2 separate regions of the Homo sapiens genome follow, and region 2 is linked to region 1. Evidence: read pairs that join two places in POLR2A ChIA-PET (ENCODE). Cell type or tissue: PC-3. All regions are shown on one strand. Each heading gives the region's core, and the rest is flanking DNA. Links, peaks and the distances in the headings are about the cores only.

What was found. ChIA-PET counts read pairs that join two places held together with the same protein. Peaks named below come from ENCODE experiments on the same cell type or tissue, not always from the same donor. Only the 100,000 strongest peaks of a DNase experiment are listed, where the experiment ranks them.
Region 2: POLR2A ChIA-PET joins it to region 1 with 6 read pairs; 2 of 35 experiments call an interaction of 5 or more read pairs at or near these places.

Annotation. Positions count from the first base shown.
Region 1 is chr7:17,649,628-17,655,020 of GRCh38, reverse strand. No RefSeq gene overlaps it. Among named protein-coding and RNA genes, the nearest start is that of LINC02889, 93 kb to the right of the region's middle. In PC-3, for the core only: no CTCF peak of the experiment used is centred there; a DNase peak (open chromatin) is centred at 2,990; H3K27ac peaks cover 502 bases.
Region 2 is chr7:17,323,443-17,328,835 of GRCh38, reverse strand. It overlaps AHR (aryl hydrocarbon receptor), which reads right to left. Exons shown (of 11, transcript NM_001621.5): 4 at 988-1,077. Among named protein-coding and RNA genes, the nearest start is that of AHR, 27 kb to the right of the region's middle. In PC-3, for the core only: no CTCF peak of the experiment used is centred there; DNase peaks (open chromatin) are centred at 2,225 and 3,265; H3K27ac peaks cover 2,372 bases.

The DNA.
Region 1 (5,393 bases), core at 285-5,284:
AACTGTGTTGAAAACTCTACTTATGTAGATTTATGCACACCGAGGATAGAGACCTAGGAATGGAAAGCACTTAATAAAGGATTTTTGAAAGAATTGAATTAATGAATGAAGCATGGAATTAGGCTGAGCCACATGAAGTTGACAGTTATTGATGATTTTAACACATATGATTTATATGGTTCAATTTTATACCTTGGCTACTTTGGATTAGCTAAGGAAAGCAGACTCAAGTAAAGGCAATTCTACCTTTAAAGTGAGATCTCAGGCAATGATGGATCCTTTGTTTTTTAAGTGATGTCTTATCCTGTGCATCTGGCAATCTTAGAACACTTCCGTTGAATTTATTTTTCTAACAGAACATGGTAGGTCTATCTATGTGGGCTTTGGGTTTTTAGGTCAAACTAGTTTCTTTGGAGAGGAAGACACTTTCTGTGATTGGGTTTACAGTCTATTCAAAGAGTATATCCCTGTTCCTCATAGGATCAATTGAGTTATGCCTCAAGACAAGGGGTTTATAAGAGGAGATTTCAACCTTATTGTCATCAGGGTGATGAAGCACAGTGACACAACCTTTGTGAACTGGGTTGGGGATCTTTTAGCAGGATGGTGGTGGAATTCTTTTTAAGGAAAACAGTGTTACTAAGGACATAGGCATATTATTGGTTGTTGAATTTGTGGTTGTGGTGGCTAGGAAAGACAGAGGATTTGATGACCTATGATACAGGGTGGATAAGGCTATATTATTGTCTCATTGTTAAATGCATGAAATGGAGAATGAAACTGGATAAATACCTCGGCAGAGGATGATTGAAGAAAAAGCCAAAGTTGCTGTATTCACAGATTATTACCAGGTGTGGTTTTAGTTTGACTCTTTCATATTATCGTACAGTAAACCACACATACATTTAGAAGAAAAGTGTTTTATAGGTGACCTGATTGTAATGAATTTCACTTAGCATCACAGGATACTAGTTTGTGAGAATTATAGTAGCTTCTTGCAAACTATTCATGAGCTGACACATGGCCCAGTGGGTTTGGCATCCTTGCTTCTCAGAGTGCAAATTGACCTTAATGTTGTCAGCAGTGTTCACCATATAAGAATGAATAGATGGTTGTTATGGCCTGAATTTGGTACCCCTGAAGTTTATATATGGAAATCCTAACCCCTAGTCCTTCAAAATGTGACCTTATTTCAAGGCAAAGTCTTTACAGAGGTAATCAAATTAAAATGGGGTCATTAGGACTGGCCCTAATCCGTCACGACTGGTGTCTGATCAACAGGGGGAAATTTGAACAAAGAGATATGCATAGAGGAAAGGCAATGTGAAGAGACACCAGGAGAAGATGACTGTCTCCAAGCCAGGGAGAGAGGACTGCAACAGATCCTTCTCTCACAGCCCTCAGAAGGAACTAACTCCGCCAATGCCTTATCTCTGACTTCTAGCCTCCACAGCGCTGTGATACAATGAATTTCTGTTGTCTAAGCCACCCATTTTGTGATACTTTGTTACAGCAGCCACAATAAAGTAATAAAAGGGTCTTTGCTGAACTACTGTCATAGACTGACTTGGTAGGAGAAACATGTTAGGAGCAGTGGGCCATCAGGAAACTCCTTGAAGCTGTGAGACTGTTAGATAGGGTGGGCAATCGGTTCTTGTCTTTATCCATTTTGTGGAAAGACACAAACACCACCCAGCTGAGCAGAATAGGGCAAGGCAGCTGACCTAGCCAAAGGCCTCCTAGGAGCTTTTACCCAGCGCTCATCTGAATGGGAGGGGTTTAGGAGAAGTTGAATTTCCTACGTGAGCTGTAAAGAGATGTTATGGCTTCCAAAGAGATTATTTGAGGTGCATAGATGGTTTGGAAGAAAAACTCGTAAACGCTAACTTTTGCCATTGGCATTTAAAGAAAGTTAATAATCTGCAACAGTTATTTTATACTCCACTGCTCTGAAAGATTATGGTTACATAATCAAAGTAAGATTACATACTCTGAAAGATTATGAGATATAAAGAATATGTATAAACCTTAGTATTTTAGTTCATGTTTAGGACTTCTGAAAGTCTGCCCTATTTCTCCCTCTGCCTCTCTGTCTCTTTGTCCCTGTGAATTATGTGGGTGACAGTGCACTTTTTTTTTTTTAGATGGAGTCTCGCTCTGTTGCCCGGCTGCAGTACAGTGGCGCGATCTCAGCTCACTGCAATGCAACCTCTGCCTCCTGGGTTCAAGCGATTCTCCTGCCTCAGCCTCCTGAGTAGCTGGGACTATAGGAGCCCACCACCACGTCCAGCTAATTTTTGTACTTTTAGTAGAGACGAAGTTTCACCATGTTGGCCAGGATGGTCTCGATATCCTGATCTCGTGATCGGCTCACCTCAGCCTCCCAAAGTGCTGGGATTACAGGCATGAGCTACTGTGTCTGGCCGACAGTGCACATGTTTTGATCCTTGACTCATCCTATTACCTATTTGCTGTTATGTTTATGTTGAAAAAATGTTGCTGCTGTTAATATGGCTGCTATCCTAATGTACAAAACAAAGGATGTCCAAGTGTTACCTCCCAAGCAAAGAGATCTTATTAATGGTGGAAGTGAAAAGCCCCAAGACACTCACTGAGTGAGTGAGGCTACAAGAGGGGCCCCAGGCCTGTAAACAATCTGTTATCATTGATGTCTTTCCAGTTTCTCCCACCAGTGTATAATTTAAAACTCAGTTGGCCTGTGCTTTTTGACTTGATTACAACAGTTCCCAGCCTGTGAGGCGTTAAGCCAAAGTGGTTTTCATTAATTTGCCTTCTCCCTGAAGATTTTAGGCTTGCTGTTTCAAAGAAAGCTAGATACCACAATGAGCCAACTATTTGGTGAGAAGTTTCTCCTCGGGGAGAGAGCTGTTTGCTGCAATTCCAGCCTTCCAAATGTCAAACGTTACTCATTCTAGCTTTGGCTCTTGTAAATATGTGTAGTCCTTTTTATTTTAATTTGAGAGTGTTTGCCTCCACTGGTAGCTCAGGGAATTTTTACTTGCCGTTTGAAATCTAACCCTGGAACACAAAAAGTATGACTAATCCTACTTACTGGAATTTCAGTGTTTTCATCAAGGCTGCCTTTTCCATTTCCAATTTTATATAATAAGGGCAAAATACCAACTGGCAAACATATTCCTTTTTTTTCTTGGTTGCTGTACATTAAACTATCTACTGTGTTATAATAAAAAGTGATGCTTCATAATAGTGATTTTTGCAATTGAGACAAAACAGTTTCCAAGGGTATTTAAAGAGTGGATAGTTCATGATATGAATCCCCAGCTAATATATTTACACAAAGAAGCCTAAAGGTTTCAGCTGCTTTTCATCTTCTGTATGGCAAAGATATTAGGTTATCTCTAGGCAAGAAGAATGGTTAATACACTAGAGTCACAGCCAATGGAAAGATTTTAGAACAATATACAAACACTCGTGCCATAACACTGACTTAGTTAAGCAATTATTGTGATGACCATTGGAAAGATGAGAGTATCAGCTAACGCAAACCAAGTTTTTGTCTTCTTTCATAGGAATCCTTTATCATTTCCTTATGTCTTAGAGCTCCAAATGTGGATTTCTGGAATGCTGTTGGGAAGATCTCATATGAGGAAGCTCTAGTGGAATTGGGTTGAGACTTACTGACCAGGCAGTTCTTTAAAGACAATATCTGAGTAGCTTAGAGGGAATATAGGTACTAATTTGGAATGACCTAAAAAGAGATTTCCAATCCTTTCTGCTTTAAGCAATCACCTGGAGATTTGAAAAATGTAGATCTCCAGTTCCCATTCCCAGAGTTTCCAGTTCAGTGGGTCAGTGTACCTATGTTTGCTTCCAGATTATTCTGGGTGCTGTCACAACTGGGAACCCCTGGCTCCAGTTGTCAGTTTGTAACTGTATCTACAAAGAAATTATTATGAATTATTGGATCTGCAGGGGCTGCGGAATTTGGCATGTAAAGGAAAACTTTTTGCTTTGTGGTTTAATCTGCAGATCACCCTAAATCTCTTGTTGTTAGTATGGCTTCTTTGACTCCTCATGGCCTGACACACTTGTGGGTCAATTACTAAGCACTCAGCTGGAACTACTATGACCTGGCCCCGGGTGGATATCAGAAACACCTGTGGAGCTACTTGAAACTAGATTATTTTTTTCCAGAATTCCTGAATCACAGTCTTAGGGAGGGGTCCAGATATCCATTCTTCTATAAGCTTCATCGTTGATTTTGAAAAGCAGCTAATTTTGAGAATCTCTGAGTTATACTAATGGGGAGGAATATTGATTGACTGGCATTGGATACTAATTGAAGCTATAGAGAAATCACGTTAATTTGATTAAGATGATTAAAACTATTCATTTCACTATTCTATGATTTAGGCTTTGTGTTTGATCAACAGATATTTGGTAATGGTCATATGACCATTACAAGAGGGGGCAGAACTCTTTACCACTTGAAGTATATAAAAGCTTTCAGATACAGCTTAAGGTGAATCTTTAAGGCAAATATTTCCTTAGAACCTGAATAGGGAGTGAAGTAGGGGGGCATACCGTTCCGGGTGAAAAGGACAAAATGAATGAAGTGATTAAGATGGGAACTAGAATTCTGTGCTAGTAAGACAATGTGTCTTAGAGCTCCAAATATGGATTTCTGGAATGCTGCTGGGAATAACTTGTATGAGGAAGCTCTAGTGGCATTGAGTTGAGACTTACTGACCAGGCAGTTCTTTTAAGGCAAGATCTGAGTAGCTTAAAGGGAATATTGATATTAATTGACCTAAAAAGAGATTTCTAAACCTGGAAGACAATGTGTTTTCCATATATAGTGGGAAATAATGGAATATAAAATGTACAAAGTGGACTGGGGTCTTGGAAGTGGCTTGAAGTTGAAAGAAATCAGAAGCCATTACAGCATTTTTGTTGTATCAATTTACAGGAGTAAAGTGAAAACATTTTCTTTTTTTTTTTTTTTTTTGAGATGGAGTCTTGCTCTGTCGCCCAGGCTGGAGTGCAGTGGCGTGATTTCGGCTCACTGCAAACTCCGCCTCCCGGGTTCATCCCATTCTCCTGCCTCAGCCTCCTGGGCAGCTGGGACTACAGGCGCCTGCCACCATGCCAGGCTAATTATTTTTTTGTATTTTTAGTAGAGAGGGGGTTTCACCTTGTTAGCCAGGATGGTCTCGATCTCCTGACGTCATGATCCACCGGCCTCAGCCTCCCAAAGTGCTGGGATTACAGGCTTGAGCCACCGTGCCCGGCCAGTGAAAACATTTTCTCTTGGTAGGGTAGGCAGAAGTTCAGAGGCAGGGCTGTGGCAGTAATGCAGACTAAAGAGATGAGACTTGGTCTAGTAGTGCTGGGGGATTGGAGCAGGATAG
Region 2 (5,393 bases), core at 189-5,188, 330 kb after region 1:
GTATTAAATCATCTTGATGCCAACCATTACACAATTTCCAAAAGTTGCATCTGAAACACAAGTTGAAATATACACACCCCCTGTAACAAAACCCTTCAGTGGTTTCCACTGGGTATATAATATAGTTGAAGCTCTAGTCTATATAACTGTTATTAAGACCAGCAGCCTTGTGAGCTTAATAGAAATGCAAATTCATGGGCCCCACTGTGAACTACTGATTCAGAATATCTGACAATGGGGCTCACAGGGATGACCAAGTTTTATCAAGGTCTTCAGGTGATTCTTGTGCACAGTACAATTTGAGAACCAGATATATGAGAATAGCAAGCATTCAAATGTTACAATCTGTTCTCAAACCATAAAAGATGTTCTTGCCCTTCCAATATATCAAATATTTATAATTCCATCTATTCACTGTTCATTCAATAACATCAAACAAGTCAGACACGTCTGTTTCCTTCAATGACTTCCAGTCTAATGCTTACAGTACTTCAATATTCCTATGTTTTCTTGACCACCCACCTGTTACACATTATTTAGGTCAGCTTACATACCATTTGATTTAGGGTAACTTCCATAATCCAAATAAATCAGAATTAAAGGTATAAATCATAGGATTTTACTTGTACTTTTTAACAGCATCTCATTCATTTCATAGTTGTCATATATCCTCTGCTATCCATAAGTTATTTGATAGCAAATAATTTTGTATCTTCTCCCCTAGACCCTACGTGCCTGAAAGTTTCTTATATATAAGATTCTTGATAAGCGAAAGAAGAAACACAGTAACCATGAATCACATAAAGGTTTAAAGGAATTATAGTGCAGTAAATTATTAATATTAGAAAAAATTATTAGCTACAAATACATACTGTATTCTACAGCATATATTGATACTTTATACATACAAATGGCCAACTGTGTCCTAAATATATATAAAAAGTAAATGATATAATAATATAAATGATATAAATAATATATACTTACCTGCTGAAACCCTAGATAATCTTGTATAGTAGAAGAAGCATAAAAGACCAAAGCATCTGTAGTGACAACTAATACAAAGCCATTCAGAGCCTACAAGGAAAGGAAGTTCTAAAATTAGTAATATGACTTAATATTGACCATCAGATAAAGGTTATTACTTTTATCTCTGAAAATTCTTCTCTTCAAAATAGTTAAAATTGTCACATTTCACAAACACAGCCAAAACATACACTCCTGGACTAAGAAATATCTATTCATACCTTTTGATTTGTCTATGGAAAAATGGCTAAATTTAATGCTCAATCAGAATAACTTTGGTAGAATATGGAATTCATCTTCTTCATGTTTCAGATTTTCTCTTTTAAATATATTGTATATATTTTTTAAAAAACAAACTAGACATCATTCACTATAGTCTATCACACTGCTTTTTTTTAGAGGGAAACAGGAGGCAAAGATGTTGATTAGATTCTTAAACTGGGAACATTAATAGAAAACTCTTCTTGTACAAAGACATTTCAAGCACTGATGCTAACATTTTAAGTCACAGAACATTTTAAGACTTTTACAGGAAAACACTATATATATAAAATATACATGTAATTAAACTATAATACACATGTAAAGCAAGCATACAGTGAATTTAGTCCACTAAAATTTAATGTCATTATGAACACATACCTAAATTTATCATTTTATATGTGTTATTTCTATTTGTTCACAGCACATTCACATGTATAATGTTTCTTTTTCTCTCTGTTTTGCCTACTTTGGGTCCATTATTTTTTATTAGCCCATACTCTTTAGTTTGGATGTTATAGTTTCTTTTCCTATTACTGGATAATTCAAGTCCAATATCAACTAATACCTTTATTCTCCTCTTGGATAACAATAGTATCATAGATCACTTTATTATTATCATATATTTTAATTCTACAAGCCCTCACTATTTTCTCCTTGAGTTCAATTTGGTACTTGATCTATTCTTTACTATGTGATCACAGCTAATGTCTTCTAACACCCTGTTTTTCATGTAAGGAGAAACACAGTATGGTTTAGTTTAAGAATTGTACTGTGTAGTCAGACAGATTTGGTCTGGACTCCTGTCTCTGTCTATTACTAGCTGTGTGGCTTTGGTTAAGCTATTTACTGCTTTTTAGGCTTCAGTGTTATTTCAAAAACTGGCACTTCATCAGGTAGATATAATGACGATATCCCACCTAACTCAATGCTTGGCACAGAGCCAGCACTCAGTGTAATAAGGTACAATGTTATATGGTTGTAGAAATGAGCAAATAAAGATTTATATCACCATGCTTTGAGAACTATAAAGAGCTATATAAATAATAGTGATTCATTTATTCAACACGTAATAAACTATTACATACCCAAGAGGAGATATGTATGCTAAGTACTGGGATTTAAGAGTTAACAAGTCTTTGCCCTAGTGCTTATGCTGCTCACATATAGTCCAGTCGATATCTTCATTATCAGATGAAATAAATGAAATACAGTGACTGTCTCTCTTTCCACTCCAATTACTTTCCACCTTCAAGATTCTTGATCTATATTATACTTCTAAGAACTTGACTACAAAGATAACAACTATTATTTAGTATTCCTTTTTCTAAATGTTTTTATGTATTTGAGTGGTTTCTTCTCCCAAAAACCCAATGAGGTAAGTGCCATGTTCCAGTTTTACAATAGAAGAAACTGAGGTCAAGGACTATACCTTTAAAAGTAACTTGCCCAAGGTCACATAGCCAGAAAATGGCTGATCCAGGAGATAAATTCAGTCTGGCTCCAAAGCGTACTCACTTAAATAACATGATATGCTGCCTTTATGTGTTATCGATCCCAAATTGGTGCATGGTTCTGACTGTTTTGTTCTATTTTTTTACTTTTAAGTTCAGTGGTACAAGTGCAGGTTTGTTACATAGGTAAACTTGTGTCATGAGGGTTTGTTGTACAGATTATTTCATCACCCAGGTATTAAGCCTAGTACTTATCAGTTATTTTTCCTGATCCTCTCTCCCTCCTCCCACCCTGCAGCCTCTAAACGGCCCCAGTGTGTGTTGTTCCCCTCTGTGTGTCCATGTGTTCTCATCATTTAGCTCTCACTTATAAGGGAGAACATGTGGTATTTGGTTTTTCTGTTCCTGTGGTAGCTTGCTAAGGATAATGGCCTCCGGCTCCATCCATGTCCCTTTAACCACAAGCAGGCTCTCAGGTTTTTGACTGCAAATATGATATGTAATACCTGGCAATTCTCTTAGGATAAACAATGGTGATTCTACCCATAAGAACTTGAATAGTTAATGACTAACACATTCAAAATTGGATATTCTTAAATTCTCTTGGCAGTAACACTATATATCCGTCATTGCACTGATTCATCCTGAAAATATCTGCTTCTAGGGAAGATTATCCATTGATCACATTCATATTATTTTGTAGAACATCATACTTTTTCAAACAGTGAAACAAATTTAGTCACATTCCAATAAACTCATTGGTGTACATGCCAGAAGACAGAAGGATAATTTAAGTACAGTTATCAAATCTCTTTAGACAAATGTTATTATCAGAAATAAAAATCTAGAAACGATAGATGCACATCAATTTTTATATATCTCAAATGATCTCAAGTACCAGGAGACCCAAGGTTATTACTTGTATTGATTTCTCTCAATAAATTAACAGAAGGAATTAATATGCTAATTAAATAAAAGAGATCATCATTCTTTTAGTCACAAAGATTCACTCAACCTATCTGAAAATTTTGTTAAGCTCACTTATTATTTCAGAGAAACTGCAATACTGTTATATAAAATTTCAACTCCTGTCACTGAAAAACAAAGCTGCAAGATTTTAACAATACAGTATTAAATAGCAAGAGATATATTTTAAACTTATGAAATAAACATGTGAAGTAAATAAAGACACAGTTATTCACATTGTTTCATTTTTATTCCTTGTAAAATAGTAATAAATTGAAGCTAACCTAGAAAGATGTCTTAAACTTTTAATAAATTTTTTTTTTTTTTCAGATGGAGTCTCGCATTGTCACCCGGGCTGGAGTGCAGTGGTGTGATCTCTGCTCACTGCAACTACTGCCTCCTGGCTTCAAGCGATTCTCGGGCCTCAGCCTCCTGGGTATCTAGGATTACAGGCACCCGCCACCACACCCAGCTAATTTTTTGTATTTTTAGTAGAGATGGGGTTTCCCTATGTTGGCCAGGCTGGTCTTGAACTCCTGACCTCGTGATCTGCCCGCCTTGGCCTCCCAAAGTGCTGGGATCACAGGCGTGAGCCACCGCACCTGGCCTTTAATAAAAATTTTTGTAACATTTTCTTCATATGCCTTTGTTAAGCAAAGGAAAATATTTCTCCTCAAAAGTTTTAGGCCATATGGTATACAGAACCTCTGGTAACACCTTTCACACTGTAGTGGTAATTGGCTGATAACCGTCGGTTGCAATATAAAGTCAGATGTCATTATGCAATTGTTATAATCAAACAGCCATTTCCACATATCTATAATGTTTTTAGTCATCTTCTTCATAAAAAGATAACATATAAGCACAATCCTAAGAAAATCATAGAGAATGTGAGTCTTCCTATTAAAAGAGCAATCTACAAATGGTATTCAATATAAACAGGTAAGTTTATTTTAACTTCTTAAGGGTTACCAATTTGCAGATAATTTAAAATATATATATTCCATATAATTATAGCTTTACAGCTTTGCATTCATATTATTGTTATTCTGTTTCCCTGACATAGGGTATGTACACAATTTGCCTAAATGTTTTGGGAAAAAAATAAAAATGGCCCATAATTTAAACCAACTTGCCAAGTGTTACGTCAATCAGTACATATCTGTCTATTTCACCTGAAATACGGGATTTCATTAGGCCCTTAGTAGAAAACCCAAGAGGTGTGTTTAATCATCTTAAATAGCAATTATTAAAATGCTTTCCTATGACCTGAATAAGGAGTCTTTATGTTTGGGTTTACATATACATGAAGATCCTCAGTTGGGGCTAGGGGAGGACTCATGCTTTAATAGATTTACTTTGTTTAACATAAGTTAATTTTTGCTAACAGGACTTTGAATGTGATTACACAATTGTAATAAAAATGTTATATTATTAGGCACATCACCATCCACTGAATGAACTAGTGGAGTTACCGAAACTTAGGGTTACTTTTTGTAACAATGGTGAAGTTTTTCTAGTCAGTTCAGTGGGTGAAACTGATAATGATCACATAGCGGTGACAGCACACATGGCACACATCTTTATTCTATCTTTTTTCAACAAAATAAGTATCTGAGAATTTTAAGTGAGAATCAATCATGGCATCAATTCTAAAAAAAAGAGTAAAAAAAGATGCAAAATGCT